Linked DNA regions of Homo sapiens: regions 2, 3, 4, 5, 6 and 7 are each linked to region 1. Evidence: chromatin contacts called from ENCODE Hi-C or POLR2A ChIA-PET data. All regions are on one chromosome and are shown on one strand. The core of a region is the stretch at or near the end of the contact, and the rest is flanking DNA. Distances in the headings are between cores, read along the strand shown. Region 1 holds the start of LMO4 (LIM domain only 4). Region 2 holds the start of RPF1 (ribosome production factor 1 homolog). Region 3 holds the start of GNG5 (G protein subunit gamma 5). Region 4 holds the start of ZNF326 (zinc finger protein 326). Region 5 holds the start of SSX2IP (SSX family member 2 interacting protein). Region 6 overlaps LRRC8D (leucine rich repeat containing 8 VRAC subunit D). Region 7 overlaps LRRC8B (leucine rich repeat containing 8 VRAC subunit B).

What was found. A loop is a pair of places that touch in the nucleus more often than their neighbours do. ChIA-PET counts read pairs that join two places held with the same protein, here RNA polymerase II (POLR2A). Pooled maps may share reads with other maps.
Region 2: a loop to region 1 is called in a pooled map, with 12 times the contacts of the local background. The contact joins the promoter of RPF1 here to the promoter of LMO4 in region 1. A Hi-C loop is called at or near these places in 3 of 50 pooled maps. POLR2A ChIA-PET finds 5 or more read pairs at or near these places in 2 of 52 experiments (GM12878 and endothelial cell of umbilical vein).
Region 3: a loop to region 1 is called in a map of naive thymus-derived CD4-positive, alpha-beta T cell, with 9 times the contacts of the local background. The contact joins the promoter of GNG5 here to the promoter of LMO4 in region 1. A Hi-C loop is called at or near these places in 1 of 168 maps with a recorded cell type or tissue (naive thymus-derived CD4-positive, alpha-beta T cell), 1 of 37 single-sample maps with no recorded cell type and 9 of 50 pooled maps. POLR2A ChIA-PET finds 5 or more read pairs at or near these places in 1 of 52 experiments (activated CD4-positive, alpha-beta T cell).
Region 4: a loop to region 1 is called in a map of endothelial cell of umbilical vein, with 15 times the contacts of the local background. The contact joins the promoter of ZNF326 here to the promoter of LMO4 in region 1. A Hi-C loop is called at or near these places in 4 of 168 maps with a recorded cell type or tissue (B cell, endothelial cell of umbilical vein and naive thymus-derived CD4-positive, alpha-beta T cell) and 15 of 50 pooled maps.
Region 5: a map of CD8-positive, alpha-beta T cell shows a loop between it and region 1 (27-fold over the local background). The contact joins the promoter of SSX2IP here to the promoter of LMO4 in region 1. A Hi-C loop is called at or near these places in 3 of 168 maps with a recorded cell type or tissue (B cell, CD8-positive, alpha-beta T cell and gastrocnemius medialis) and 11 of 50 pooled maps.
Region 6: a map of CD8-positive, alpha-beta T cell shows a loop between it and region 1 (12-fold over the local background). The contact joins the enhancer-like site here to the promoter of LMO4 in region 1. A Hi-C loop is called at or near these places in 2 of 168 maps with a recorded cell type or tissue (CD8-positive, alpha-beta T cell and naive thymus-derived CD4-positive, alpha-beta T cell) and 8 of 50 pooled maps. POLR2A ChIA-PET finds 5 or more read pairs at or near these places in 1 of 52 experiments (CD4-positive, alpha-beta T cell).
Region 7: a loop to region 1 is called in a pooled map, with 2.3 times the contacts of the local background. The contact joins the enhancer-like site here to the promoter of LMO4 in region 1. A Hi-C loop is called at or near these places in 4 of 50 pooled maps. POLR2A ChIA-PET finds 5 or more read pairs at or near these places in 2 of 52 experiments (OCI-LY7 and T-cell).

Annotation. Positions count from the first base shown.
Region 1 is chr1:87,327,069-87,331,060 of GRCh38, reverse strand. It overlaps LMO4 (LIM domain only 4), which reads right to left and starts at 2,181. Exons shown (of 5, transcript NM_006769.4): 1 at 1,817-2,181. RefSeq lists enhancers at 1-337, 7-1,552, 1,118-1,693, 1,694-2,271 and silencers at 1,117-1,206, 2,130-2,559, 2,810-2,979.
Region 2 is chr1:84,477,026-84,481,017 of GRCh38, reverse strand. RPF1 (ribosome production factor 1 homolog) reads right to left here and starts at 1,752. Exons shown (of 9, transcript NM_025065.7): 1 at 1,509-1,752; 2 at 6-62. The coding sequence starts at 1,736. RefSeq lists enhancers at 1,176-1,335, 1,531-2,091.
Region 3 is chr1:84,504,222-84,508,213 of GRCh38, reverse strand. GNG5 (G protein subunit gamma 5) reads left to right here and starts at 1,633. Exons shown (of 4, transcript NM_005274.3): 1 at 1,633-1,778; 2 at 1,913-2,203. The coding sequence starts at 2,123. It overlaps SPATA1 (spermatogenesis associated 1), which reads right to left and starts at 1,828. Exons shown (of 14, transcript NM_001397487.1): 1 at 1,796-1,828. RefSeq lists silencers at 1,908-1,987, 2,238-2,367.
Region 4 is chr1:89,993,127-89,997,118 of GRCh38, reverse strand. ZNF326 (zinc finger protein 326) reads right to left here and starts at 2,009. Exons shown (of 12, transcript NM_182976.4): 1 at 1,846-2,009. The coding sequence starts at 1,861. It also overlaps the pseudogene GEMIN8P4. RefSeq lists enhancers at 1,294-1,343, 1,225-1,790, 1,791-2,357 and a silencer at 1,564-2,203.
Region 5 is chr1:84,688,557-84,692,548 of GRCh38, reverse strand. It overlaps SSX2IP (SSX family member 2 interacting protein), which reads left to right and starts at 2,088. Exons shown (of 14, transcript NM_001166293.2): 1 at 2,088-2,178. RefSeq lists a silencer at 1,877-2,636.
Region 6 is chr1:89,841,140-89,845,131 of GRCh38, reverse strand. It overlaps LRRC8D (leucine rich repeat containing 8 VRAC subunit D), which reads right to left. Exons shown (of 3, transcript NM_001134479.2): 2 at 1,350-1,494. Among named protein-coding and RNA genes, the nearest start is that of LRRC8D-DT, 21 kb to the right of the region's middle. RefSeq lists silencers at 1,525-1,744, 2,268-2,562. Within about 2 kb of position 1,756, at least 37 of the 41 ENCODE cell types and tissues checked have a DNase peak (open chromatin) inside an H3K27ac peak, as active enhancers do; they include CD4-positive, alpha-beta T cell and CD8-positive, alpha-beta T cell, where a contact is called at or near this core.
Region 7 is chr1:89,545,884-89,549,875 of GRCh38, reverse strand. All of the region lies in intron 1 of LRRC8B (leucine rich repeat containing 8 VRAC subunit B), which reads right to left. LOC124904216 (a long non-coding RNA gene) reads left to right here. Exons shown (of 3, transcript XR_007066214.1): 3 at 3,342-3,745. Among named protein-coding and RNA genes, the nearest start is that of LRRC8B, 23 kb to the right of the region's middle. Within about 2 kb of position 2,043, at least 7 of the 41 ENCODE cell types and tissues checked have a DNase peak (open chromatin) inside an H3K27ac peak, as active enhancers do.

The DNA of each region.
Region 1 (3,992 bases), core at 932-3,431:
GCGGCGTTACAGATAATGTGCGAGAAGGCACCATTAAGGGATGCACAAGTTAAATTCGAGCCCGTCCTGCTGTCACCAAAAACTGCTTTAAAAAAGAATTCCCCACTCTAATGAATGCCACAAGAGATGCAACTGGGATATAATATAGGAATCAATTTATAAAGCTTAGCCTAAACCGATTAATTTGTTGCCTTCAATCCCGAGTCCAATAAAGTCCTAGTGTTCCTCTAGTCACTTATTCTGTAAAAAGATCAAGTTATTTACTGCCAATTAAGCAGCCTGTATTGTCTTTGTCCTCTGTAAGCTGAGAGTGTGGGCTCCCCCTGAGGCTCCCGGCTATCTGCTCAAGACATTCAGCTGATACCTCAGAAGAAGGCGAACTTTGCCTGTACCCGGCCCAACTTGGCTGCTGCAAAAAAAACGAGGAAGGAACGAAACAAGGACTCGGGTTCCTTAAATAGGCCGATTTTAAACACATTTCCTCCGAAAGAGTCCCGGAACGTGTGTCCAGTGACCGCACAATAAACCAGAATAAGAACTGCACCAATTAAGCTGTAACAAAACCCTGAGACTTTGGAAACAGGACCACTCTAAAACCCATTAGCATTGCATTTATCCGAATGCATCATACCTTTATGTAAATTGATTTATCTGATGCATTTACTCGAGGAATTGCTTTTTGTTACAATTTCAGCCCTAACCCAAATGAATCTGCATTTCCTGCCCTAGATCTTTAAACTGTTTCCCCCAACGTTTTAATCGCTCCGAATTCCTTTTTAAAAGGAGAGTGAGGGAGGAGATTCCAAGCTCTTCCCCGCCCCCATCTTTAGTGAGAGGTAAATATATATGTATTTTTTTTTTGAAAAGGAAACATTACACTGAGAAAAGCATCCAGTAACCCCATTAGCTAAAGCTCTTAAGGACAAGCAATACCTTAATGCTGATTAAATCTAAAAGAGATGAATCAAGAAGACTGACCAGAAACTGACTCCCCTGATAACTAAGGACGGGCCCTCATCAAGTTTCATTTAGAGTTGGAAAAAAAAAAAAAAAAAAGAAAGCTTTTAAGTTAAATAGGCTTATACTCTAGTAATTACATAGCCAAGCAATTTAGGTCCTGGGATAGTCAGTGAAATAGAAAGCAGAACTGGCAGCTAGAGGCAAAATCTGCCCCCCTTTAACAACGTCTCTGGTGTTTTTTAATGGAGACCAAGGGAGGGACAAACGTAACGCTGGCAATTTGTAGTACAAAAATGGATGCTTAATTCATGTCTTGATTTTAATTAGGTGATTCACCGTATTTCTCCTGGATTGGAACAAAAGACTTATAAGCCAAGAAGAATTTTTTTAAAAGAACCAGCAATACCGAATCCTGCTCACTTAGATCCTTCCTGCCACTGTTTCAAAAATAGTGTTTACTAGAAGGGAGGGGGGGTATCGTGACTATCCCCACCCCCACCCCCCCAAACACACTACTTCTCATACTTAAAATCCTCATCTAAGCACCCCTTGCCTTTCCCTTATGAACTAGAAATATCCCCACCCCCTCTACGGTCCCCACCAGCCCCGTTTCCAAGAAGAGCCCTTTTGTAAGCAGGAACCGCTACAAAGCTGGCGGCCCGGGGCTGCCCTCCGCGCTAGCTCGCAGGCCGGCCTCGGTAGTTTCAGACTCGCGCTTTATCTAAGCCGACGTATTGTTTACTTGCAATTTGGGACGGTCAGGGGAAGGAAGCCAAAGAAAACAGCCCTGGCCCGAATCGACCCCCTCCCTCCCTCTCCCACCTCCCGGCCCGCGGCTCTCCACCCGCCCCCTTACCTGCTTTTCCCCTATATTGCAATATTGCGAGAGGCGGCGGCGGTGAAATGCGAGCGAAGCCGCTCGGCTTCCAGGGAAGGGGCGCCTGGGCTGGCGGAGCTGGAGGGAGGGAGGGAGTTCTCGCAGAAGCAGGAAAGGGGAGGAGGGGGCTAAGGGCGGCTTTTTTTTTTTTTTTAAATCGCGTTGCTCTGGGGCGGGTTGGGGGGCCCCCGCGTAAGTGCCGGGCGGCCGGGAGCAGAAGTGTCAGTCTCAGTCTTCGTCCTTCTCCGCCTCCGACTGCGCGCGAGCAGCTGCAGGAGCCCTCGGCCCGCGCGGCGCGGCTTCAGGCGCGGCGCAGCGGCAGCAACTGCTGCAATCGCTGCTGCAAGTTTGGCAATGTGGCTTCACTTTGTATATTCCCCCGCCCGGGGGCCCCCGCCCCCGCCCGCGCTCCTCCCGCTCCTCCTCCTCCTCCGCCGCCGCCTTCCTCCCTCCCGCGCGCTCGCTCGCTTGCTCGCTCCGGGATGGCAGCGGCGGCTCGGCTGAGCTCCCTGCACCTCCGGCCGGGAGCAGTCGCAGACACAACAGCCCCGGGAGCGGCGGCGGACGGTGCGGAGGCCGGCAGGCAGGCGCACCCAGGCGTCGGGGGCTGCGGCCGGCCGGGCCCGGCGCGCTGGAGCCTGCGCCGCTGCCGGGGCTGTTGCTGCCCGGCTCGGAGGCGGCGGCGGCGGCGGCGCTGGCCTCTAGCCGGCTCGCTCGCTCCCTCCGCGGCTCTTACACATGTGTTACTGACAGAGCAAAATCCCAACTACTCCCCGGCTCTGCCTCCGACGTCAGCGACCCTCAGCCACTGGGCGGCCGGATTGTTCAGGCGGAATAATAAAACCTGCCAATCCGGGGAAGGACAAAGGGATGACTGAAACGAGACTCGGGGGGCGGGAGAGAGAGCGAGGCGGCAGAGCTGGCCGACAGAGGAGAAGGGAAGGGCCCGAATCAGGTGGGGTGAAGTGACCCGGGCGCCTGGGGCCGGGGACCCGCTTGGGCTGCCCTTCGCGACCCGGGATCCGGAGTCGAGACGCAGGGCGGGGCCTCACCTGCCTTCTCAGCGCACGGGGACCCTGAGGACCCGCGCCCGCTCGCCCCTCGGGGACTGCCATCCCCTCTATCTGAGAGGAGACCCTTAGGAAACTTACCATCTTTCTCAGAAATGGGTCTCTTCCTGTTTGGGAAGATAAGTCCTGCATCTTAGGGCAGTGGACTTCTATCCCCTCACGCACAAGCACACAGAAGAGGATTTTTGTTGTTGTTTCTTTAATTCACGATATTGGAGATTTATGAACCGTAGTGGAAGCTTAGTTAACAAGGTAGAAACATAAAGGAAATAATAGTTGCTAGCTAAATACTGCCTACTTAGCCTCCCTCATACTCCCATTTTTCCGAGTTTGAAAGTGCCTAGCAGGCATTTCCTGGATCCTTGTCAATTGCTGGTGATGTAGGGAGCACAGTCCTTATTTTCAAAGTTGACGAAAACTTAAGGGAGAAAGCCTTTCCCGACTACCCTCCTCACTGTGGAGGATGAGAGGCGGAAATTCTCACAGCCCCCAAAAGCAATGGAAGTAATTGCAAGATTTGCAATCTCACAGCCTCTAGAGAGTAAGAAATGTCACTTCTAGTATAAATCAAGTTTTGAGGAATGCTTTTAGGGTGCTAGCCTGAGAGTCTTTTTCCAAGGCCGAAGCACAGCCTAGATGCTTGAATACCTAGGCATTCGACTTTATCTACTCTGCCAAATAGGTTAAATAAATCTCCAGACTGAGGCTAATATTAGGCCTGATTATTGTTAGTAAGTTCCAGAGAGATTTTTCTGGTGGAAATTATCATGAAAGTGCAAAGCCCTTCTGCTAAGTATCATTAAGTAAAACCAGCCTTGTGGGGCAAGTTTTCATATTGTGTTACACACAGTACTGCTAGATTGAGGAAAGGAACCTGAAGGAGAATCTGGCGAGACAATGCAGATGTTGAACATTTAGGGTTTTAGTGTCTATTTGGGGGATTTCTGTCTTTCAAACCATCAAAATTAATAAGGCTGCATAAGAAAGAATAATTATTGCCCATACAGTCAGGTAGAGGGCATTTTAAATATCAATTCAAATACTCATTTTTTAATTCTAGCACCTTAAAATTAAATGAATTAATT
Region 2 (3,992 bases), core at 503-3,002, 2.8 Mb after region 1:
TTTACCTTATCGCCAAGAGCCTCTCTTTCTTTTTTAAGTTTTTTCTTAGCTGCCAACTTTTCCTAAAGGGTTAAAAAAAAAGAGAACAATACTGAGAAACAACCAGTTATATCACAAACACATACTGAAACTACAAATTACTAATGCTATGAATACTCGAACTGGGCGGTCTTTGTAATCTATTGAAATAAGCATCTGGACGTGGAGTTTTCTACCTAAATTACTGTAAGCCAAATGAGCTGGCCAATCAATAAGATTTCTTTAACAAAGACCTGCTCCTTTAAAAAAATCTAAACTGGCAAGTTTGAACATTTAAAATTTGAGTAGCTTAACCTTTTTCCATAAAGCCTCAAATTAATTAAAGTATGTGATGGTTTCCACTGTGTTTTGTTTTGCCTAACTGGTGGCATCCTAAAGACGACCATGGTTATGCTGCTTGCTTCTCTTGAAAAGCACTAAAAATAGGAATGGGAGCTGAGTTTTCAGGTTGTTTTCCATAAAACCATCACCAGTTATTCACATATTTTATAATCAAAATATACTTCTAAAATTTAGTAAGAGCTTGCAAGGTGGCTTAAGATTATCTGTATTTGTATTGTCAATCTATATATTCTTCTGGAGATTTCTAGATAGAATGCTTGACAAAATAAAAAATATTCTTTTTTCCCCAGCACCTACTGATCCTCAATCCACCAGGTTTCAGATTAGAAATCATAGCTCCAATAAGTCTTCCAGGACATCCCTCCCCAATACGTGCATACCAGAATGAGTTAAACGCCCCTTGTATGTATTGAAACAGCACCTTGACACTGAACATGAGTAAGAACCAGTCCCGGGCCTCAGAAGGGCCAGTAAGAGGAGGCAGACACATAATAATAATATTGTGTGAACTTCTACGATGTGCAAGAATAAGCAAACGTTTTCTTCCAATTGCAATTTAACCAGAAATGAGCACTGCGACCTTGACAAGTCGTTTAAACCTCTTTACGTTTCAGTTTGTTTACCTACCAGAAACGTATAAGGATAAAGCTGAAAAGAACAAATACAATTACCAGAAACTTTACAGTACTAATTTCGGTAAGGAGCTCCTGCAGGAATCAGAGAAGCAGTATTTTGGATTTATTACGTATTGCCTCCATTTCAGATTCTGCAAATTAACCAACGCTACCTAGACGGACCAAAGGGCTGAGACTTTTGCCTTCTGGGCCAGGAGGGCGTAGTTTTCACTACTAAGCCAACTGGCCTTACAGCTTTCCTTGTGAATCTAGCGTCCCAGGAAAGAGCCTATCAAGATAATCTTCCACCTTGACGCTCAGGCAAAAGGCTGAACCTAGAGTCTCCAAACTAGGGCGAGGGGACCAGAACACGTGGGCCGCGACGCCACCCTTCCCACGGAGCCACAGAGAACACTTTTGAGACCAGCAGACAACCACAGATGTGCGCCCCGCGACCGCCCTAAGCGTCAGGAACAACGCGCAAGCGCCCGGCAGCCCCCGCCTCTCGCGTACCTTCCGCTGCTGCTGTTTCCACCGCGTGAACATTAAGTGTCGCCGCTGTTTGTTTTTAATCTCCGAAATGCTAAAGCCTGGCGGAAAGGCAGCCGCTTTCGGGGGTTGGACCCCGTTTTCCGTCGCCCCATCCCCAGCGCCTGCAGCCTCCTGAAGTTCTTCGGCAGCGGCTTTCCGTTTTAGACTTTTCTTCCCGCTGCTGCTGCTCTTATCCCCGGCTTTCGCCATGGTCTTGGCTCCTTTGCTTCCGTACGGAAACGGAAATAGCCTTCTCCTGTGACCCCCTTCCTTAACCTTTTACTTCCGGGGTCGCAAAGTTTTTGACGCTAGATGTGTTTTGTGAGTTTTAGCCATTCAAGAAAATAGTAAAGCTGAGGCTTGAGGAAACTTTAGGCAGTTTGCCCAGCTGTATAAAGAGTGAGATGATGAGTTTGGGCACTCCTTGCGCATCTATGTGCCCAGCCCTCAAAATAATGGAACAACAACAAAAACCGTGCCTGGATTAGTTTACGTTTTACTTGAGGGAAACCTAAAATGAGCATACAAATAAATTATGGTGAGCTACAGAGTAAGACATGGTATGGAAAAAAAATAGAACAGGATAAAAGAAGATGAAGAGACATTCATCTTTTTGAGACGGAGCCTTGCTTTAATGCCCAGGCTGGAGTGCAGTGGCACGATCTCCGATCACTGCAAACTCCTCCTCCTGAGTAGCTGGGACTACAAACACGTGCCACCATGCCCGGCTAATTTTTGTATTTTTGCAGAGATGGAGTTTCACCATGTTGGCCAGGCTGGTCTTGTACTCTTGATTTCAGGTGATCTGTCCGCCCTGGACTCCCAAAGTACGTTGCAATTTTAAATAGGATTCTCAGAGTAGGCTTCATTGAAAACGTTACATTGAGCCAAGGTTTGAAGGAGGTAATGGGCTAAACTAGTTATCTGAGGGAAGAGCTGTTAATCTGAGAAAAGCTGGTTATCAAGGAGAAAAGCTGTCCTGGCAAAGCAAACAGCCAGCTCCAATGCTCCTAGTCAGTAGCAAGCCAGGAAAGGCAAGAAGTGTTGAGATTGGACAGGTGGTGTAGAGTTTTGTAAGGACTTTGGCTTTTATTTTATGTGAGATGAAGATCTCTTATAGAATTTTGAGGAAAAGAATGGTATGATCTTAACATCTTAAAAGTATCAGGCTGGTGCAGTGGCCCATGCCTGTAATTTTAGCACTTTGGGAGGCCAAGGCAGGAGGATTGCTTGAGCCTGGGAGTTCAAGACCAGCTTTGGCAACACTGTGAGACCCCATGTCTACAAAAAGTAAAAAAATATATATATCTGTTTGGGCATGGTGTACATCTGTGGTCCCAGCTACTCAGGAGGCTGAGGCAGTAGGATCCATTGAGCCTGGAAGGCTAGGTTGCAATGAGCCATGTTGGTGCCACTGCATTCCAGCCTGGGTGAGAGGGTGAGACCCTCTCAAAAAAATAAATAAAAATAAAGTAAAAGCGTCATTCAGAATCTTCTTTTGAGAAGAGCCTATGCAGGGGCAGGGTGTGTGGAAGAAGGGAAGAAATGATAGTGGCCTGAACCAGGGTAAGTCTTGTGTAGGTGGTTGAGAAGTGATTCCTCTGGAAGGTAAAGTTACTGATGGAACTGAAGGGAGGACATGAAAGAGTCAAGGATGACTCCAAGACTTTCGACCTGAGTGATTCAAAGGATGGAGTTACCATCAGGTGAAATGCGGGAAAGTTCAGATGGAACAAATCTGAGAGGTAAGATCAAGATTTCAGTTTTGGAAATGTTAAGTTTGAGATACTTTTTAGTGATCTGATTGGTGGTGTCAACTAGTCAGTTGGGATGTATGATTCTGCAGCAGGACAGAGAGGTGTGGGCTAAAGATCAAACTTTGGAAGTAATTGGCACATAGGTAGTATTTCAAACCATTAGAATGAGTGTAGATAGAAAACTGAAAAAAGAAGATCAAGGACTGAACCCTGGAGGAGTCCTGCATGAAGAGATGGAAAGAAAAGGAGGACCCAGCAAAGGAGAAGGAGAAGAGAAAATCAAGAGAGTAGAATGTCATGGAAGGCAAGTGAAGAAAGTGTTTTCCTAGTGGTTAAATTTGCTGTATTCTTCATTCTAATTTTATGAAAATGCTTTCCAAATAGCAACAAGAAATCCCTTTTGATTTACTGTTAGGAGTCAGTTTTCCAGAATCTGCCTTAATTTCAAATTTTATGTACCAATATCTATATTTCGTGTTTTGAGAATCCAATATGTTTTTGTCCACATTTCATTTTTCACCCATTCAAATTCTATTTAACAACAGCAGGATATTAAAAGCATCAAAACTGTGTCTTCCAGAACACAAGCTCCATCCAAACCTGCTATTAGATCACAAATTGAAAATTGTTGTTAAAAAACTTAAAATCATTATGTTTAGATCCAAAATTGGATTTAAGTTATATAATACAAAAAAAGGAAAAAAATAGC
Region 3 (3,992 bases), core at 384-2,883, 2.8 Mb after region 1:
CTCCCAGGTTCAAGCGAATCTCCTGCATCAAGCCTCCTGGGCAGCTGGGACTCCTGGGTGGCGCGCACCACCACGCCCAGCTAATTTTTGTATTTTTTAGTAGAGACGGTTTCCCCACGTTGGCCAGGATGGTCTCGATCTCTTGACCTCGTGATCTGCTCGCCTCAGCCTGCTAAAGTGCTGGGATTACAGGCGTGAGCCACCATACCAGGCCTCAATGTTTTATTTTTCTTTTGTATCCTAAATAGAATCTTTAAACACACGCTACAAAAAAATAACACCTGGTGTTTGAGACAGCACTCCAGTCTGTGGTTTCCCAATGCAGCAGTTAATAAAAAAGCAACAATTTTTTTTTTTTCTGAAACTGTTTCGGCCTAAAACACTGCTTATTCCTCAACAGTCTCCCTCACAGAAGTAATTATTGGACCATATATTCCCTAAAATCTCTTCCAGCATTAACATACCACGGTTCTAAGAGTTCAGTGATATATTTTACAACTACTGTAAAACAGATCATTCTTTGAATAGATACTTGTGTTTAATCTTACAAATCTGTAAAGTATGAATGACGTTTTAGCATTATACAGTCAACAAAGCACCAAAGGTGAAATAATTACAATACCTTTTGGGAAAAGACAATATTTATTGAGATAGCTTTCACATTCTTTTTACATATAATGTCATTTCATTCCGAAAAACAACTCTACGAAGCTGTATAATTTACTTTGAAATAAGGAAATAAAGCCTCAGTAACTTAAGTGGCTTGCCCAAGAATACCGTAAGTAGCAGAGCCAGAATTCAAACCCTGGTTTTAACCCCAATCATTACATCCGTATGAATTAAGTAAAATGCTAAACTTACGATGTACATTTTTGCGAACTGATATAAACTGTTGAGTAAATAAATTAGATTTTGTTGACCAGTGCAATTACACATGCTTCCCTAATAAAAAATTTGAAATCCATTAATGATAAAATTATTAACATTAATGGAAAACATCAGCGCATTCGGAGATTGACTACCCGAAAAGAAATAGGAAACATCTGCCCTTAGTGCTGTGACATAACACACATATTTCCGTGGATGAAAGAAAGACCTACTGGCTGAGCCTATTTTGTTTGGTTAGACCCTACCCTCTCTCCTAAAAACTCCTTTGGTACTCAATTTCAAGCAGGAGGTAATAAATTACAACGGAAATACTAAAGAGCAAACTTTCCGGAAACACAAAAATAAGTTTTATTTTAAAAAGTACAATAAGCATTAATTCTCCAGAGTAAATGGGTAACCGAGCAGACAGGTGTAATCTTCAGCCAGCACCTTGGCTTCTTCACAATCTCCTTCAGAAAAACCGATTCAAGAGCTAAGAAGCCAGTAAAGTCAAACCTCGAGAAGATCCCTTCTCCAGCGAATCAGCGCCCCTGCTCCCCGCCCGCCCGGCTCCGCTGGGTACGCGACAGCGACCTCCGCGCCTGCTCTCCGCCTCGGGTCAGCGGGGCTGGGGGTTGGGGGTGGAACTGAAAATGCCTGTTGGCCAAACTCGGGTCACAGAGAGACACGCCTGTACGGGGCGGGGGTGTGCGGGTGACTCACGCCGGGTGCACAGTAGCTCCTACGCCTCACCCAGTATCTCCCCTCACTTCCCTCAACCCTTCCCACAAACTGGGAGGAAAACTGAGACCTCCTGGTCACCCGCCGCCGGGCCTTTTAGAAACTCCCACAAGCTCTGCCTTCCCTCCCTGGTCCTCTTCAGACCCCCTCTTAGTTCTTCGCGGCTAACGGTAAGCTCTCTCCTTACCTCTCCCTAATCGGCCCCTCTGGAGAGGAAAAGAAAACTTAAGAGTCGGGTCGCGCTAGCCTCCAGCAGCCGCCGCGCCCACCGACTGCTCCGCCCCTTCTCCTCCCCCTCCTCCAGGCTCGCGCTCGGGGCCGGGTGTGGAGCTGGAACAGAGGGCTGGCAAGGCGCGCATGCGCACCGAGGGTGGAGCCGCTGAGCACAGAACCGGAAACTTAGAGACAAAGTTCGGAGCCCCGCCCCCGCCGCGCGCCGCTGAGTTGTCTGGCCCCGCCGACCCACGGCCCACGACCCACCGACCCACGAATCGGCCCGGCCGTCGCGTGCACCATGTCTGGCTCCTCCAGCGTCGCCGCTATGAAGAAAGTGGTTCAACAGCTCCGGCTGGAGGCCGGACTCAACCGCGTAAAAGTGAGCGGGGGCGGGCGGCCGAGGCGGGAGGAAGGCGGCGGCGGCGGGTGGGATCCGGCGGCCCAGCTGGCGGGGGCGGGCGGGACACGCGCCGGCCCTCGCTTCCCCTGGAGAGGACGCGCGCTCAGCGGCGGCGATCGGGGAGCGGCCAGCTTTAGAGCAGGCGCCGCGTGGGTCTACGCTGTGTTTTAGGGGGACGATTAGTTCGCCCTTCCGCCCCAGGACTTTCCGAGGCGGGCTGGCCCCTGGGTTGAACCGTGGCCGACATTCCGGTCCTCCTCCGTCTCTACCTCCCTTGGCAGCCTTCTCGGCTGGTCTCACCAACAGCTGCGCCTCCGCGCGCTGTCCGCACCCTTCCTTTCCCACTTTGCCAGCCTCCTGTTTCTCATCGGACAGGGTATTTTCCGACTTTTGATTCAGAGCAGACTTTTCTCCCATTTGATCTTTCCCAAACCTACTTCCTTTAGTATTAAATTCTTACCTTCAACTTCTCTTGTCCGTTGAACACATACTTTTAAGCGAATTATTGCATAACTTAAACTGTGGATTGAATAAGCATTTTTCGAAACGATCCTGGAGTGTAAAGTTCCGGTCAGTGCCCCGTACAACCTCGAACAAAGCGTGCATTTCATACCTATGGCACAGTTTGCTCATATTTGACCTTGGGGATATCGACTGGTCCGCATGCCGGAGAAAATGATTATTGTGGGTAATTATTGGTCTTATTTTGGCGTCTGGTTAGTATTGGCCTTGTCTTGGGGTACTTTGGGAGAAAAAGCCTTTTGTCTGTGTTGATAGAATAACTTGACATTCAAGTGCTGTTCTAAGTATTTCCTGATTTTTACAGTCCTAAATGGATTGGCTTCTTTCTGGTACAATAGGTCAGGCTACATGTGAAACACTTCTGCAGTTAAAAAAAGAAACAAGAATGTAAATCATGTGCCCTGTTAAAAGCAGCCAGTTCCTAAGATGATTTGATTTTATACTCATCAGGCTAGTCTTTATTACTTGCCGAAATGTTTTGTGAACTGAGAGGGTCTCTAAGCTTTCTTAACTAGAAGTGTCAGAGACCTAGCTTACTCAGTTGTGGTCACCTCAGAAGGGAAGGGAAATTCTCATTCGTCTTGGTGCAGGATCCTCCTGAGAGAGAGTCTCCCATTTAGTTTTGTTAACTAGAAATGTCAGGGACCTAGCTTACTCAGTTGTGGTCAACTCAGAAGGGAAGGGAATTCTCATTCGTCTTGGTGTGGGATCCCCCTCACGTCCAGTCCTTGAAATGCTGTAGACCTCACTGCAGTTTGGAATCCATTTCTCTACTCTCCCAATTCTTACCTCATCACAGTGGTTTCTAGTCAGTCTTGGCTGGATTTGGCTCTGAAACTCGAAATCATTTATTTCGTAACCATTAAATGTCATTCAGGTGTGCCTTTATCATAGATAGGATGGACCAAGAAAAAAAAATGGGGGTGGGATAGTGAAAGCAATAAATTGTACATCTTTAGTCTCCAAAGAAAATGACATGAGGTTCTCAGGCTAAAATACTCCAAGAGCTTTACTTTGAAAACCCTAGCTGCTGCTCCCCTAATTCCCCAAAACTGATCCTACCTAAATCTTCAGTAGACTTCTGGTTCTGGTCGGGATCATTAAAGGCACCAGACATGATTTGGTTTTGGAGTTATTGCCTGATGTTAAGGCTGTAGCAAGAAGGGGAGCATCCCCTTTTGTACTTTTTAATGAGCTTTTCTTTAGACATGTTGCTAAATGTGGTTTAACGTTGTGTATCTGTTTT
Region 4 (3,992 bases), core at 760-3,259, 2.7 Mb before region 1:
CCAAATACAGCAGTGGTATATTTGGGCAGTGAGACAGGGCGTATTTCATCACTAATATTGTTTAGAATTTCTATCACTGACACTGTTTAGAATTCTGGCATATGGCAATAACAGAAAGCAGACATACTACATTTTATTATTGTTTTTCAATTCTCCATAGAAATGGATTCCCTTATTGCCTTGGGTGGGGAGTGGAAAGAACTGTTTCTACTGCCCCACCTCCACTTTGTTAGCCTCTGCTATACCTTGGGTGTTGGCATTATCATCAAACTACAGCATGAAAATACAATAATATATTTTTTATTTTCACTCCCAACTCTGGCCACTTCAAATATTCATAGTTTTTTGTTTTGTTGTTGGTTTTTTGTTTTTTTTTTTTCAGACGAAGTTTGGCTCTTGTTGCCCAGGCTAGAGTGCAATGGCACGATCTCGGCTCACTGCAACCTTCGCCTCCCGGGTTCAAGGGATTCTTCTGCCTCCGCCTCCCAAAGTGCTGAGATTACAGGTGTGAGCCATCGTGCCCAGCCCAAATATTCATAGTTTAAAGGTATCTACATCAAAATGAGTTAAAGTCCAACCAAAACAAACAAAACCACGAGAGTGTGCTACTCTTAAGAGCTGAACTTACTATTTCAAAGTAACTGAAAAGTATCTACAAGAGGGCTATTCCAGTCCCCTTTCACAAATCTGTACCTAGATATGAAAGCTTTAATTCTTTGTTGCATGAAATGTTATGAAAAATCAAAAGCTCATCGAGTAAGACATATGCTGAGATCACACCTCATTTAAAGATCATTTTTTTGGTGGGGTTAAAAGTTTACAGCCTACTTAGTGAACTGGTTTTACTTAAGCATGCCTGGTTACTCAGGATTAAATCCAGTTTAATCACATAAGTCCTTTCCCATGTCTCCCTAATGTTGTCACTACATACCACTTTATCTTGACACCAATTCCAAGCAAGGTTTGAAAACAAAAGTGAAGACCAAATTAATATTACTTTGTGACCCTGTAAAAGTGGTTTAAAGAATTAGTATCTGAGACAACTGAAAAGTATTGCTAAAATACAGTTTATTTAATCCGTAAGTCAAACACTTACAAGGCTGTGTACAGGTCTAAATGTGAAGGACATTTGATGCTTGCTGTGCCAAAATTCTGATTAACTTAAATCCTACCTACACACGATCCAAAGAAAAGTGCTTTGGTTCACATAAATATTTCAAGTTAGGGATTAATAAGCAGGTAATTTTTGGTGATAAACACCCCAGTTTACTAACCAGGAAACATCTTGCTTTCCATTTTGCATAGATATTTATCTATACATATCACTTACAGACACCCTTTCAACTCATCTTAAACCGGGACAAACAGAAACATCACTGTGAACAAGCCTCTGAAAATTCTATCTGGCAAGAAGTAACCCGAGGCTGAGGATTAACTAAACGGACGGTCTGGGTCGCTGCCCTGTGGGGCGAATGCGAGACTAGGTGGGTGAGGCCGCACTCGCCCGTTTGCCCGAGACCGGGAAGTTGGAGACGTCGGGGCAATTTCCACTACCAGGGGCCAAGGCGAGTCTGGGGCTCCAGCCCGGAGGCTCTCGCGCTCTAGGCGCGTCCTACCGGACACCGAGTTCTCTTGTCTCCGCCGGCAGCGGGCGCCGAGCGGGCCGAATCGGGGCGCGTGGGTCCCCAAAGAGGCCGACTCCGGGCGCTGGGCCCGGGGCGGGCGGGCGGCCTCCGGGCCCGCAGAACAAAGCCCACACGGCCATCTTGAGACGGTAAACAGACCCCCTGCGTAGGCCACCCCGCCTCCTGCCAGCTGCGCCGACCAGCCAGAGGCAGCGCTTACCGTCCTCGAAGTCCATGGCAGAGGCTGAGGGCCGTCGGCCTTGGCGGCGCTAGGCTGAGCTATGGCCGGCGGCGAGCGTCCGCGACCCGCGATTCCACACGATCACTCCGCGCGACCGAGAGCGGCGCGCTACCAGCCCGGGAGCCGCAGGCCACAGCGAGGCTGGGGAGGCGGGGCCGACCGGCGCTACCAGCCCCATCGGCGCGGCCTGCTATTGGCTGACGCGGGCTGGTGGGCGGGCCCTCGCGTGGGGGGCGGGAAGCAGGTCCGCTGTCACGCTCGGAGGTGCTGACCCTCTGGAGCCGCTGACGGGGAAGGAAGGTAAAAAAGGAGCGCTAAAGATTGGCGGGGGTTGTGGGAAAGCAAGCCGAGTGTACGGGAAGGGCCGGCTGCGGCCCGCCATGTTTGAACCTGGCAAGAGCGAAAGAAGCCGGTTGGAATGCCTTCTTCCTGCCCAAACTAATAAAACCGCATGCCTACCTTTTGCTTAGTATTGGCTAGGGATGACTAATCATAACATTTGTAAGTACTTACGGGGTTTCCTCCATGGAGACACAGAAGTCTGGGACGTTTCTAGAAGCCTGTGGCAAATTTGAAAAGCAAGATACAAAATAGCGTATGGAGTCTGATTATCGCTATGTCAATAAATTTTCTTAAAGGACAAAGCACTGAAATAAAATGGAAATAATAATTCTTTTAAAAAATTTTTAAATTATTTTTATAGAGATGGGGGTTTTGCCATGTTGCCCAAGCAGGTCTCCAACTCCTGGACTCAAGCGATCCCCCCACCCCCAGCCCCGTCTCCGCCTCCCAAAGTGTTAGGATCACAGGCGTGAGCCAATGCGACCCGCCTGGAAAGAATTCTAAAACATGGCCTGCTTGGCCACCGCCCAGGATCTGCAAGCTGCGCGCCCACAAGTTTCGGCACCCATTTGGACTTTCACAATCGGAGATGGCAGTGGTGAAGGCATCAACATCAAAAGCTACCAGGCCTTGGTATTCTCATCCAGTATATGCAAGATACTGGCAACATTATCATCAAGCAATGGCTTGGATGCAAAGCCACCACAATGCCTACAGGAAGGCGGTGGAATCCTGTTTCAGTCTTCCATGGTTCTTCCTTCCTGCGCTTCTTCCCCAAAGCTCTTACGATAACCAGGCTGCGTATCCTCAGTCCTTCTATGACCATCATGTGGCCTAGCAGGACTCCCCCTGCAGTTCTTCACATTTCAGAGGGTCTGGGCAACATCCACATGGCAGCAGTAGGATCCAGGCATCCACAAGAGAAGACCAAGCCTTATCCAAGGAGGAAGAGATGGAGACCGAGTCAGATGCAGAGGTAGCATGTGACCTGAGCAATATGGAAATCACCGAAGAGCTCCGCCAGTACTTTGCAGAGACAGAGAGGCACAGAGAAGAACTACTGCGGCGGCAACAGCTGGATGCGGAGCGCCTGAACAGCTACGTGAACGCTGAACACGACCTGTACTGCAACACCCGCCGGTCGGTAGAGGCCCCAGCTGAGAGGCCTGGTGAGCGGCGCCAGGCCGAAATGAAGCGTTTGTACTGGGACAGCGCCGCCAAGATCCAGGCCATGGAGGCTAACGTGCAGCTGAGCTTTGACAAGCACTGTGATCCAAAGCAGCCTAATTACTGGCCGGTCATCCCCCCGAAGTTCTGAGCTCGGGGCACAGGGCACCCAGCCTCTTCCTCTTCCTTTTGGATACGCGCTCTTCATCTCTCCTTCTGTACATTTCTCAGGGAAAGGGGACTTTGTACTGAGGTACAGGCACGTTCACCACAGTCCCAGTGGGCCTGTCACGGGGTGGATGTACTGTGCCAGCCACTTGGAGGTCGGCAGGACATATTCTGTTGCCAACATGATAAATTTTATCCTGACATAAAATGATAATTTTGTATATATTATACTGGTTTTTTATGTTGTCAGTAACAGTTCAATTCATTAAAGTTCTTGCCTAGAAAAAAAAAAAAGAATTCTAAAACATGAACGATGATTCTTTTTGTGATGACTTTTTATATACACATGATTATGTGTTCTTCTATATCTCCAAATTCTTGAGCACTTTCATAATGTAAAATATATATTTGGCCTAAAACAAGATTTATTATTTATTAATGATTAGTGT
Region 5 (3,992 bases), core at 839-3,338, 2.6 Mb after region 1:
GTAAAGTGCAATAAATTGAAGTATAAAACGAGGTACGCATGTATTTTTCTTGCTTTTCTCTCGTGGTTGCAGAATATGCTGCCACAGCTCCAAACATGTCTGGCTTACTGGAGGATGTCCAAGGCAAGAAGGAAAAAACTTGTCCTTAGTCTGTCAGGATAAAATCCTTCCCCTGAAGCTCCTCATCCCCCACTCCCCATTATGGACTGAGCAGAATTAGGTCATATTTTTAGCCCCTTAACCAGTTATTGGTTAACAAAGAGGGACAGAGTACAAAGAGGTTTAGACCAGTGGTTTTCAAAGATCTGCTGAACCTTGGGGCGGCAAGTTTCCAAGACCCTTCCAGGGAGTCTGCAAAGTCAAAACTATTTTTGTTATAATACTAAGATATTATTTGCCTTTTTCCCTCTCATTATGAGTGCACAGTAGAGTTTTCCAGACGCTACCTGAAATAGCACAACAGATCGAATGCACAAACAGATATGAAAATCCAAATGCCTTCTATTAAGCAAGACATTAAAGATATGGGCAAAATTTTAAAGTAACACCATTCTTTTAACTAATTTTTTGAAAATAGTTATTTTTAATTAAAATGCGCTATTTGACATTTTTATTTTTATTCATTATTATTTTAAAAAATAGCAATTTTTAAATTTCTGTTTTAATATTAATAGCTGTAACCAACATAAAGAAAAGTTCTTGGGGCTCTCAATAATTTTACAAGTGGAAAGCGGTCTTGAGACCAAAAGATTGAGACCGCTGGTTTATTCAGGCAGATCTTATTCCTTTCCCGGGGTTGCTGAGGTCAGAGCTAAACTTCCCAGAGCTCAACTAAGCTTGGTTCAAACCTTTTAAAAATGTAACTGTTAATGGTAACGCCACCTGGGCTCAACAGCAGCTAGACGGGCCTCTGATTGCTTGGCCAAAGGAAAAGAGGAGGATTTCGTTGGGCCCTGAAGTTGTCACCGTGGCGTGCTTCTTCTGGCCCTGATCTTTCATCCAGGATTGGGGATACGTGCATGCAAACTGGGAGGTGGACATTCCTCCCGCTCTTGTTTTTCAGTGTTAGCATCTTCACTCATACTGTTTTGGTTTCAAAGTGCTCTCAGGAGTCTCCTTAAAACACCAAACCTGTTTTTCGCCTTTTGAATAAATCCCTTGGCTTCACCAAAACTAAACAAAACAAAAATCAAAGAACATCTTTGTGTAACCTATATGCCTGTGATTTCTCCATCTGATCTCCTTTCTCTGGCCTCTTTTCTTTTCTTCCCCAGTGAATTTTAGGCTGCCATGAAACCAGGGAGGAGACAGCCTGACCCTGGCCACGGGTGCAGCAGGCATACATTTTCATCGCACATACTTTGTCGAGTGGGTGTAAGACATTTTTGCATAAACTGAGTTCACGAATGCTATTTCTTAGTCTTTCCTTTGCCCGCGGTCTTCTGCCCAGATCCATTTCTTCGCCCTAATTTTACATATAACTTTCTCCCGGCTGGATTGTTTGCATCCACGACTCCCGACGCTTGAACCTCCCGTTCCTTGGACCTGACCTAATTCTAGGTGCCCGCAGTTTATTTCTCCACTTTGGCAAACGCACGTGGCTCTCCTGGAAGCTTCACTTTTGCTGCTAGGCTGGGTGTTGGGGTTCAGTGGGGCTCGGAAAACGTGCTCTAAAGTAGCCACGACCCCGGTCCCTGCAGAGTCCCGGCCCCCACAGAGCCCCGGCCCCGGACGCTGCAGGCGTCAGAAGGGGGCGGGGAGCAGAAAACGGCCGGGTGAATCACTGGGCGTAACAGGTGCCGCAGCCGCAGCTGCGCCCGCAGCGCGCGCGGACCGCAGGGATAAGGTCTTCTTTTTCTCCGGGTTTTTTTGGAGGTAAGGAGGAGACTACCGAGGCCCCCACCCGACCAATGCAGGCCACGGTTGTTCATCGCCTAGCAACTGGCGGAGCCAATGGGAGGCGGCGGGGCCTGCGGCGCCGGCGCGCGGGGGCGGGGTGGGAACCTCGGAAACCTGCGGAGGCCGGGAGGCGGCTGCAAGGGGCGGGGAAGGCGGGAGCCCGCAGCGGAGGAGGGGCCGCGGGCGGGAGGCGCTGCGAGGCGCTGCTGGCCCTCGGGCTGCGGGAGCCGGGCTAGGACGCCGAGCGGTGACTCCCCGCCGCTCCCGGGGGCCGTGACGGTGAGCAGCAGCGCCTCGCGTCGGGGATTGTGACGCGCCCCGCCAGGGAGGGGCGGGCGGGGGTGGGCGCCGGCAAGGGGCGGGCGCGCGCGGAGGTGAGAGCCGGCACCTGGCTCAGCGCCCCGTTGTTCGGCGGGAGGCTCCGCGCGGCTGTTGGGGCCGTTGCAGGGTGCGGGCGAGCGTCGACCCGGGCCGCTCCTGGAGGAGGAGGTGGGAGGTAGGTGCTGGCCCCGGGACCGCTCTCGCTGGCGTTCGCGGAGCTGCGCCTGCGGAGCGCTCTGACCCGGGGAGCCCCAAACCCTCTCTGGGATGGAGCAAGGTTGGCGCCCGGCGTTGGGGGACGAGCAGCGCGGGGACGTGGGGGAGGAGGGGATGGCCGATTTGGGGCTGCAGAGTCTCAGCAGCGGCCGTGGGGCATGCGGGGTTTGGCGATTTGCTAGTGCAGCCGCAAGAGGCAGTCTTTAAAACGAGTTATTGGGTGGCCGCTGCAGTGGAAGAGAACCCCGATAGTGGTCTAGTAAAAAGTCTAGGGGAAGAATTTACATCATCCAAGAGGCAGGCATGTGTGAAAATACTTTGGTTTATAATTTTATCATGAAAATACTTTGGTTTAGAATTTTATAGTCAACGACAGTAAACTGAATTGTGAGCTCCCTGCACATTTTTTGAGCCTATGCTGATTGCCCAGTTAGGCATATCGCTTGGGCCCAGGACATAGAATATACTAATTTGCTGTCTGCACGTATAATGTAGGAATTTTTAGATTATTACCCAGTTTCAGGACCCATAGTTGTAAATGCCAAACTGCGATTACTAGCAACGCTGATAAAGTTCTTGAATCTGAGAGAATTGAGATTTCTCTTTTCTGGACGCTGTAATAGGTTGAGGATTAGAAAAGAAGGTGATTTAGAAGTGTAAGGGTGGAGGCTTCTTGAACTTCCTGGGCTTTCTAACAATTCAGATTAGAGTCAAGGTGTAGAGTTAGCTGTGGGTGATGGATGTCATGGACCTTTTCATGGTTCATGGGGGTTTGGCTTACTGTGGGGTAGAAGAAAATTCTGGTGATCCTACAGTTTGATCCTGAACTAGAAAGGTTGGTATGAGTTGACTCATTTAGGAGAGTGAATAAAATTTGTAAAGAATTAGAAATTTGGAGAGGAAAGAAATGCCTTTAAAGTTCACGTCAAGCTATTTTGAAATTTAGAAGTTAGAGGTAGATTTATGAATTTGGATCCAGTCGGCAAAACTTGATCCATCAGATCTCTTATCCTAAAACTATCAACCTACAGGCTTAGGAAGCTTAGGTTATTCATTCACACTAAACAAGTAAGGAAAGCTAATAGCTAATTTAACACTCTGTTCTGCCTGCTGTTAATGAAGGTTTCTCAAACAAAACGGTTCTTTGAGAAGAGGGTTAGGAACTGATAATTAAAACGAAGGCTCTTTTAGTGACTGGCTGAACCTCTTAGGCCAAGTCATTTTGTACTCTTCCTTCCCTTCTCTTTCCCCAACTGTACAGGGAAGATAAAAAGCTCATGGATTACGTAACATGGGTGAGGCAGCTTGAAGATAACTGTGAAGACTTAGTTATTCTAGGATGAAATGTGGAGATCTCATAACACATTGTGCCTTGTGACAAGACTTGTTAAAGCACATTATGTTCTAAACATAATGAGGCAGATATATGAGAAAACTAAAATGTTACGCTGAAATTGTTTGCTAAAGACCTCAAGTCCAGCACAGTGTCCAATTGTATACTTGGGATCTCCTAGTACTTGACAGTCTGCTTTTTGGCCAAAGCAGGCCGTGACACC
Region 6 (3,992 bases), core at 507-3,006, 2.5 Mb before region 1:
CATGAATGTAAATTCTACACCTAACCCTGACTCCTTAGATGGCTTGGCTACCCGATAAAGTGAAAGCGCGCAGTGTATGTGATACTGTGCTACACAGATTCACTTTTCCTCTGTGCTACAGGGAGAGATCTTCTTTGGCAGAGTCTCACTTTCCTCCCCTCTAGTCATATGCTCACATCCCTTCCTCGGAAATAAAAATTAAGAAGATGCTACTGGCTTTAACAGGGCTCAAACATTTAATTTGAGGCCATATAATGATCCCATCAAACTGATTATTCTCAGCCATCCCACTCCCCTTAGTGTCCTCCCCAAGACTAGAGTTTCACCAGGTAGATAAACAGGCGGTAAAACAAGGCTAGGCTTTCACTGGGGGGAGAAGTCAATCTGAGTTATTCTGGAGAAAGATTGGACCTGCCAGGGAAATAAAGATGCAAAACGTCTGTAGCATAAAACCAACCCTAGTGTTTTATTCTCCTATGAACATTTGAGATGGAACACGATGTGGAAGTGAAAGTATAATCTACCTGGTGAATTTGAGAAAAGTCACTCTCAATTTTACTTTGATGACAAATGGAATTAATAAAGATGCCTGGCTCATATGTTAAAGTACCTTCTGTCTCAGCGAGGAGGCCTGGCTCAGAAACCACAGTGGAGTTAACAAGCCAGACACCAGACTAAACATCTCAGAACTCGCTGCTGTGCCTCATTCCTGGTCCCTACCTTTCCGGTGTGTGCCTGCATCATTAATTCCCTCTGTTTGGCATGGCCTGGCTTTCCCAAAACAGAAACCAAGGAACCGGGGTCCTCTGTTTCAGCAGCTGAAGAGCTGATTTCTGAGCATGGACACTAAGATTCTTTTCTCCTGTCCACCTTACACTTCACCCACAACTCATCTTCTTCCTCTTCCCTACGTCCCAACCCCTTACCCTCCCACCACCCTGCCTCCCAGGACATTTATGTGTATGACCCCAGACCAGTAAGGGAGGAACAAAGAGCTGCTGCTTCAGGCAGCAGCAGCTGGAGGAGAGGGTGGAGAGGGCAGCTGGGGACTCCAGGAAGACTCCCCGAGCACTGGCAGCTCCAGCGCAGCCCGGGGCAGTCCAGCCTGGAAAGCGCCCTAGTGGAGTCCTCGCAGGCGGCTCCGCAGCGCACGCCCAGGGCCTTCCGCCGGCCCGAACCCAGGGCGGCAGCAGCCAGAGTTTGGCAGAGACCCCGGGTGAGAAGCCAGTGGTGGGGGGCGGGCAAGTGAAGCTGCAGCACAGAGCTGGAGATGCAGATCCGACACTAGCAGTGCTCCGTGCCGCAGACTTCCCGACCCGCTCCCTGGACCCAGACCCGACCCCGCGCACCTGGACCAAGCGGCCACCCTGTTCTCTCAGGGCGCTCTCTGGGGACGCGGCTTGGGCGAGCTCCGGAGGCTGGAACCACGGCGACAGGAGACTTCACTCCTCCATCCTGAGACCCGGCAGCACGTTATAGACAGCCGTGCACTTCCTGTTTGAAAACACAGGGGAGAGAAAGAGCTAGAGAGATCCAAGTGTCGGCAGCGGGGAGGAAGGAGTGCAGGGCGGCGGGGAGGCAAGACCAGGGGGTCACCGCTTGCATAACTGCCATGGTGGGCACCCAGCGCTCCCCTGGCCGTGGCGACCCCGCCGCACCGGCTGCCCGCGTGGTGCCGAGGTGGCGCGGCCTCGGCCCGGGCCCCCCCTGCTGGTGGCCTCGCTGCCAGCCACCCGCCCGCCCGCTCGCTCACAGCCCTTCCGTTTGCAGCTGCTGCTCGGGTTCTCCCCTCCCCACAAGTACCTAGATCAATGGACTCCACGCTTCCTCCGCCGGTGCCCAGTGTGATCGGCCTTCTTTTTCTTCCTTTCTTCACCCTCCCAACCCCCACCCCTACCCCCCAGAAAATAATTACCTCGGGGAAGGTGTAAAGACAAGACTGAGCCTTTGCAGGGGAGTAGGGGCTGGATTTATGCAAATTTTTAAAGTTCATAGCCACATCCCAGTATATCCACTACAGCTCAGCAGCTGTGAGAGATTCAAGATGGGAAATTACTTGTCTTGTGCCTCGCTGGCTCAAAAGAGAAAGCGTGCACACAGCTGCCAACACAGAGCAGCCAGGAACTGCAAAACAGTAACAACAACAAAACTACATAGTATCCTCGGTTCCTCCTAGGGTCTCTACTCAGATCAACCTGTCAACCTCATCCTCACAGTCTACCAACATTTATATATACCAATTCCACATGGAGCATAATCGCATGGTGCATTCTTCCAGAAAATGATTCCGTAGTTCTCTGTGCTATGTAATCACAGAGAAGTTCCATAGTCCTGGGATTACATTCATTCATTTTGTTGAACTCTGACTTAAGTGGACTTCAGTACAGTGTTAAAAAGAGTACACAGATGGCTTAAGAATCTGCTGTATGTAGAGTGTGCTGGCTATGGGGATTCGCATTTGTAACCTGCCTGCCCTTACATGCACAGTCTACCAGGTTAAAAAGCGCTTACAGGACTGTCTCTTGACAAACGGCTCCTTTTATTATCAAGCTGTTGGCATTCATGGTTCCATACTCAAAATGGAGAATGTAATACAAACAATAATCATTCTACATATGAAGCTCAGTTTTGACTGAAGCAGAAAGGAACGGATAGATATTAAGCTCCTACTCAGTGCTAGACAACATCTCATTTTAAATCCCTCTTGGCCTTAATATTTTCCAACAGATCTGCAAAAGTCATATTCCCAAGTGAGGAAACAGGGTCAGAGAAATTAAAAAACTGTTCCCATGGCTCTGGCAGAAAGTGGTCAAATGGAGAACTGAATACAGGTCTTTCCTGATTATAAAATCTGTACCATTTCCCCTACACTGCGAATTCCTACAATGATCACAAATTCTTTTTTTTTTTTTTTTTTCTGAGACAGAGTCTCGCTCTGTCGCCCAGGCTGGAGTGCAGTGGCGTGATCTCGGCTCACTGCAACCTCCGCCTCTCGGGTTCAAACGATTCTCCTGCCTCAGCCTCCCGAGAAGCTTAAACTACAGGCACACGCCACCATGCCCAGCTAATTTTTTTGTATTTTTAGTACAGATGAGGTTTCACAATGTTGGCCAGGATGATCTCGATCTCCTGACCTCATGATCCACCCGCCTCAGCCTCCCAAAGTGCTGGGATTACAGGCGTAAACCACCACTCCTGGCCAATGATCATGAATTCTAGGGAGAAAGTCCAGCACAGCAACCATCCTGTGATCCATCCCTTCATCTCTGAATGATCCTGCTACTTACCAGCTATTGCTGTTGTGGTAGGCAGTTTCTTTAACCACCTGAATAATACACACCTTAATTTCTCGGGCAGAGGATACTGGCTTTTTCCATTACCTACTGCTGGCTGTCAGCCTTTCCAGAATTACTTGGTGGCAAAAGTTCAAAAGGTTCTAGAATGGCTACTCATATGCCAAGGTACAAAGTCTGTCCAGTTCAGAACCTAACAAGCTGACTAAAATTCGATTCCTGCATTATTTTTTCTCTAACTGGGGCTCTTTAAGAAAGTGGCAAATGATGTTCACAAAAACACACATGGCTTCAAGTTGACATTCTCTCATTTTCTGTTTCCTTCTGCTATAACACTTAGTTCACAATCACCTGTCAGTAGCATGCTGCTATGAGGCTCCTGACGCAACCAAATGAAAAGGTGATTAAGAGTCTTGTGCACTCACAAAAAAAAGGGGGGGGGTGGTCTTGACAATACTGAGGCCTCCAGACGATGAACTACACCTCACCCACCCTTTTCTCCTCACCTCACAGACTTGAATTGTAGTGCACCCAGATGACCATGGCCTTCAAGTACAAAGGCAGGGGCGGGGAAGAAGACTGCAAGGACCAGTGAGATGCATTCCTGTCCACTAGGCACTCGCAGTCTAAGGAGGGCTTCTTACTAAAAGACTTCTCAAGGGATCTTAGCATCCTTTTAGGGTCTAGCTCTGTTCACCT
Region 7 (3,992 bases), core at 794-3,293, 2.2 Mb before region 1:
TTTTTGCTGAAGACTTGGGCCAATGTTGGACTTAAAGACCTGCACTTGGTAAAATTTTAAAAGTTATTTAAAATAAATAACTCAATGCAGCCTCAGTCCATCTCCCATATAAAAGAACTCATTTAATACCTTCCTTCCAGAATATTTCCATTTAAAGTTGGGACAATTTAGTTTTTTATGAAGATGACTGAATTCATTAAAAGTTTATATGTTCGAAAACACCCACATATGCAAATCCGCATCCACATAACTACAAAACATCTCTTCAAATGACTTCTACTTGATTGTCCAACTGGAGATAAATAGAATTGGAAGCAATCAAAGACATTCTTTTTAAAAATAACTTGCAGCCTCCCTATTGCAGGTGCTCATTGTCTTCCTGATCATGAACTGTCAACTCACTAACAAAACATAAGGGCATATTTTTCATTTCACTTCAGTGTTAAAGAGCTGCTCCCTTTCCAAGCTACTTCATCTTTACTTTGTTCTCTAATGGTTGTAGAGATAGTGAATATATTTAGCATATCAACAGGGTTAATAGAAACATGAAGGAATTTCTGATGTGGTATGTGTTGTATTTTTATAAATACCAATCTCCTCTCTTTGCTAGCTTTGATAGAGTTGGAAAATGTTATCCTTTGGGAATTTAATTTTGAAGAACTGCTCTGGTTTTGTTTTTCCTACATTATCTGTCTCCGTTTAATGTACTATATACTTATGTTGTTTATCACTTTTCTCTGCACAGTAAGCAGTAAGCTCTGGTAGCACAGGGCTTCTATTTGTAGGGCTCACTGTGGTATCCCATCACCTAGCCCAGATAGTAGGGGCTCAGTAAATAGTTTTTGAGTGAATAATCACAAGTCTGTGATTATCTCACTTCAGGAACTTAATATGTCCTTTTTTCTTAGCAATCACACCCCAATCTTCATGCTCCAACTTAATTTGGAACTATGACTTCTATTGTATTTATACGCCTCAAACAAACTCTCAGAATGTATGTTGTGGTGGGACCCTGCAGAGCCCTGAAGGGTATTGGTACAAAGGAATTAACATGGGAAAAACTGCAGCAAAGTGTCAACAAAGGCTCCCAGTTTCTCCAGGTGATTTTTCTGTCCAGCTCTGTCTTATGAGGAGAAGTTATAATGATCTTTCTCCTACACACACTCTTCTGACTTCTGGCTTCCCTGATCTCAATTCCTATTTGCAGTATCTGTTTCAGCCCAGGGTGAAACAAAACTGAGGGGTCAAAACAAACCTGAGTTTGCATCTGCTGTTTTCATTGCTTGAGGCTTTGAATTTTTTTGTCGTTACCTTAAGAGAATAAGCCTGTATTTCTACACAGACCAGAAACTCACATTAACTTAATATTATAAGACAGAATAGACTACTTTCCCCCTCAAGGTTCTGATTGTCCTTCTCTGTCCTCATTATAAAACCTAATAATTTCCTCACTACTCTGTTTGATGGGATAATCATAGTGACCACTTGCATTCATTACACAACATAAATATTTTTCCATGTCAACTGGATTTAGTTTGTATGCATTATTGCATAATCAAATCCAAGGAGAAACTATTACCATACTCCAAATTGATATTAAGAATGAAATTAAAACTTCAAACTTAAAAAAAAGATGTATTCTGAGTAATTCATGCTATAGCTTTTCCATTTGATGTCTAAATATATGCTAGAAAAAAATATAGTTATTTTGTGCTCTTTGTGAAATGTAATCAATATATAATCTAAGCGAGAACTTTTAAAATCATTTGGATTAGGACTAATTTAATTCATAGGCCAATAATTCCAAACAAATCACTTATATCAGCCAGGCAATATTTAGAAAGGCTGTCATCATCTGCATAAAAGACAATTCACTTGACAGCACTCCTTTTTTGGGCAATGACTCAAATCAGCTAGACTGAAAATAAATCTAAAGGGTACACAGCTGTCATGTAGCTGCAAGTAGCCTTCTGAGCAATTACTTGATTCATTTTTCCCTATTTGTACAACTGGTTTTGCAAACAGGATTGCAATCCAACAAATGAATGCCCCGCACCCCCTCCCCTCCCCGCCCACTATGAAGAAAGCTTTTTGCTGTCCTTGGGAAGGCTCTAGTGGATTCCTTTGCCCTGATGGGCATGATAAACTGCACATGGTGGTTTCTTGATTTTATTTAATGAGAAACAGATCTTTAAAATCAATGACCTATGTGAACCATTTACAAAATAAGTGCTCCAAAATTTGAGAATATGATTTTATCAAAGGAATGTTGGCATCAAAGTTTGAAGGAAAGACAGGTGCCAGACTGGATTGCTATCTATGTCTACTAGGTACAGGCAATTTATTTTCATTGTAACATTCCATAATTGCTGTTTTAACATTTTATTATGGAAAATTTTAAACATACACAAAGGTTGAGAGAGTGGTGCAATGAAACCCATCTGCCCACCACTCTGATTCAACACCACAATACTCACCCTCATTGGATTATTTTGAAACAGATTCTAGATATATTCTGTCTTATTTCAGTATGGATCTCTAAAACAGAAAGAGTCTTTAAGATATAACCATAATATCATAATAATATCCAGTGGCATGCTGGTAAATATTTAACAACCAGGTTTCTGAGAAAAAAAAAAAAAGGACCCTGGTTCTTTGCCATTTTCCATGATTCCCACCATGGCCAATTTCAAAGTACCAACATGATGTCACTGAATGTGGAGTTGAGAAGAGATGTGTCACACATCATTATACAGCACTTCTACTCTGCAGATACCTTAGACATAAATAACCTTAAGAGCATAGATAACAACAAATTATAGCAAAATAATTAGGAAGTGAGAGTTTTGAGTATTTATTTTACTTTTAGTACTTTAAGTTTGTACAATTTAGTTTTTAATGACTATGTTTAACTAGCTTGAAAATTCCTATAACACAACAATCAGTTTTCACAAGCTTATGTGTGTCAGCTCTAGAATCATTACTGAATCATATACAAATAATTAACAATTCCTTAATATTATCAATTAACCAAATTTCTGATACATCTCTTGTCTTTTTTACTTAGCTATAGAGAAATAGCTTCAGCAAGAAGGAGGAGGAACTTTGCTTCAGAAAGCTACACTGAGGGCTCCTTTCTGGGTATAGCTCAGTCAGCTGTTAGTCTGTTGCCAGGAGGTTGAGTCAGATGCCTTTGTGATTATGTACCTTCATATCACTAAGGAATCACAGCAATGTGTTTAATTTGCTTTTTATTGCCTATTCTTTGGCTCTCAAAAGACAAAGAGTTTGAAAGGGAGTAGTAGAGAGACTTGGAAGAAGGGAAAATACATCTATTCCAGGTAGACAACCATGAGCTGATGGAGTGTTCTGACAGAAAGAAGATGGCTAAGAAGATGTGAGTTACTCTTCCGTGCTTGATATATCCCACCATTGAAACTTGGTTCGCAAAAAGTCCTCTTTAAATGTGCCTTCCAGAACTGAATATGGCACATTAGATCTGACACTCCTGAAGCAGATGGTAAAGTGGAGTTACTGCCATTCTTGATAAGATGCCAACACTGGACTGCAACTCCACTTTGGGCTCACAGTCAAGCAGAACTCAAGTCCAACCAATGAACCAGTGCCTACTAGCACTCACCAAGGCTCCACAGCATACATTCACAAATCCTCCCCCACCATCAAATTTGGTACCAGGCCGCTTTTCCAACCCTTCCTACTATGCCTTTGAACATGCTCTCTATTCTGATAGGCTAGCCTAACCTATTGTTCAAAAAACACATAATATACCATTTTTATTAAAAAAAATTCTTACTATGGAAATTTTCTAATGTATATAGAAGTATGAATAATATTATAAGGGTCCCCCATATACCATTTACCCAGCTCCAACAATGATCAATTCATATCACACCCATGCCAGGTGTCTTGAAGCAAATCCTGGATGTATCGTTTCATCCGCAATGATTTCAGTACTGCATACATTCTTTCCT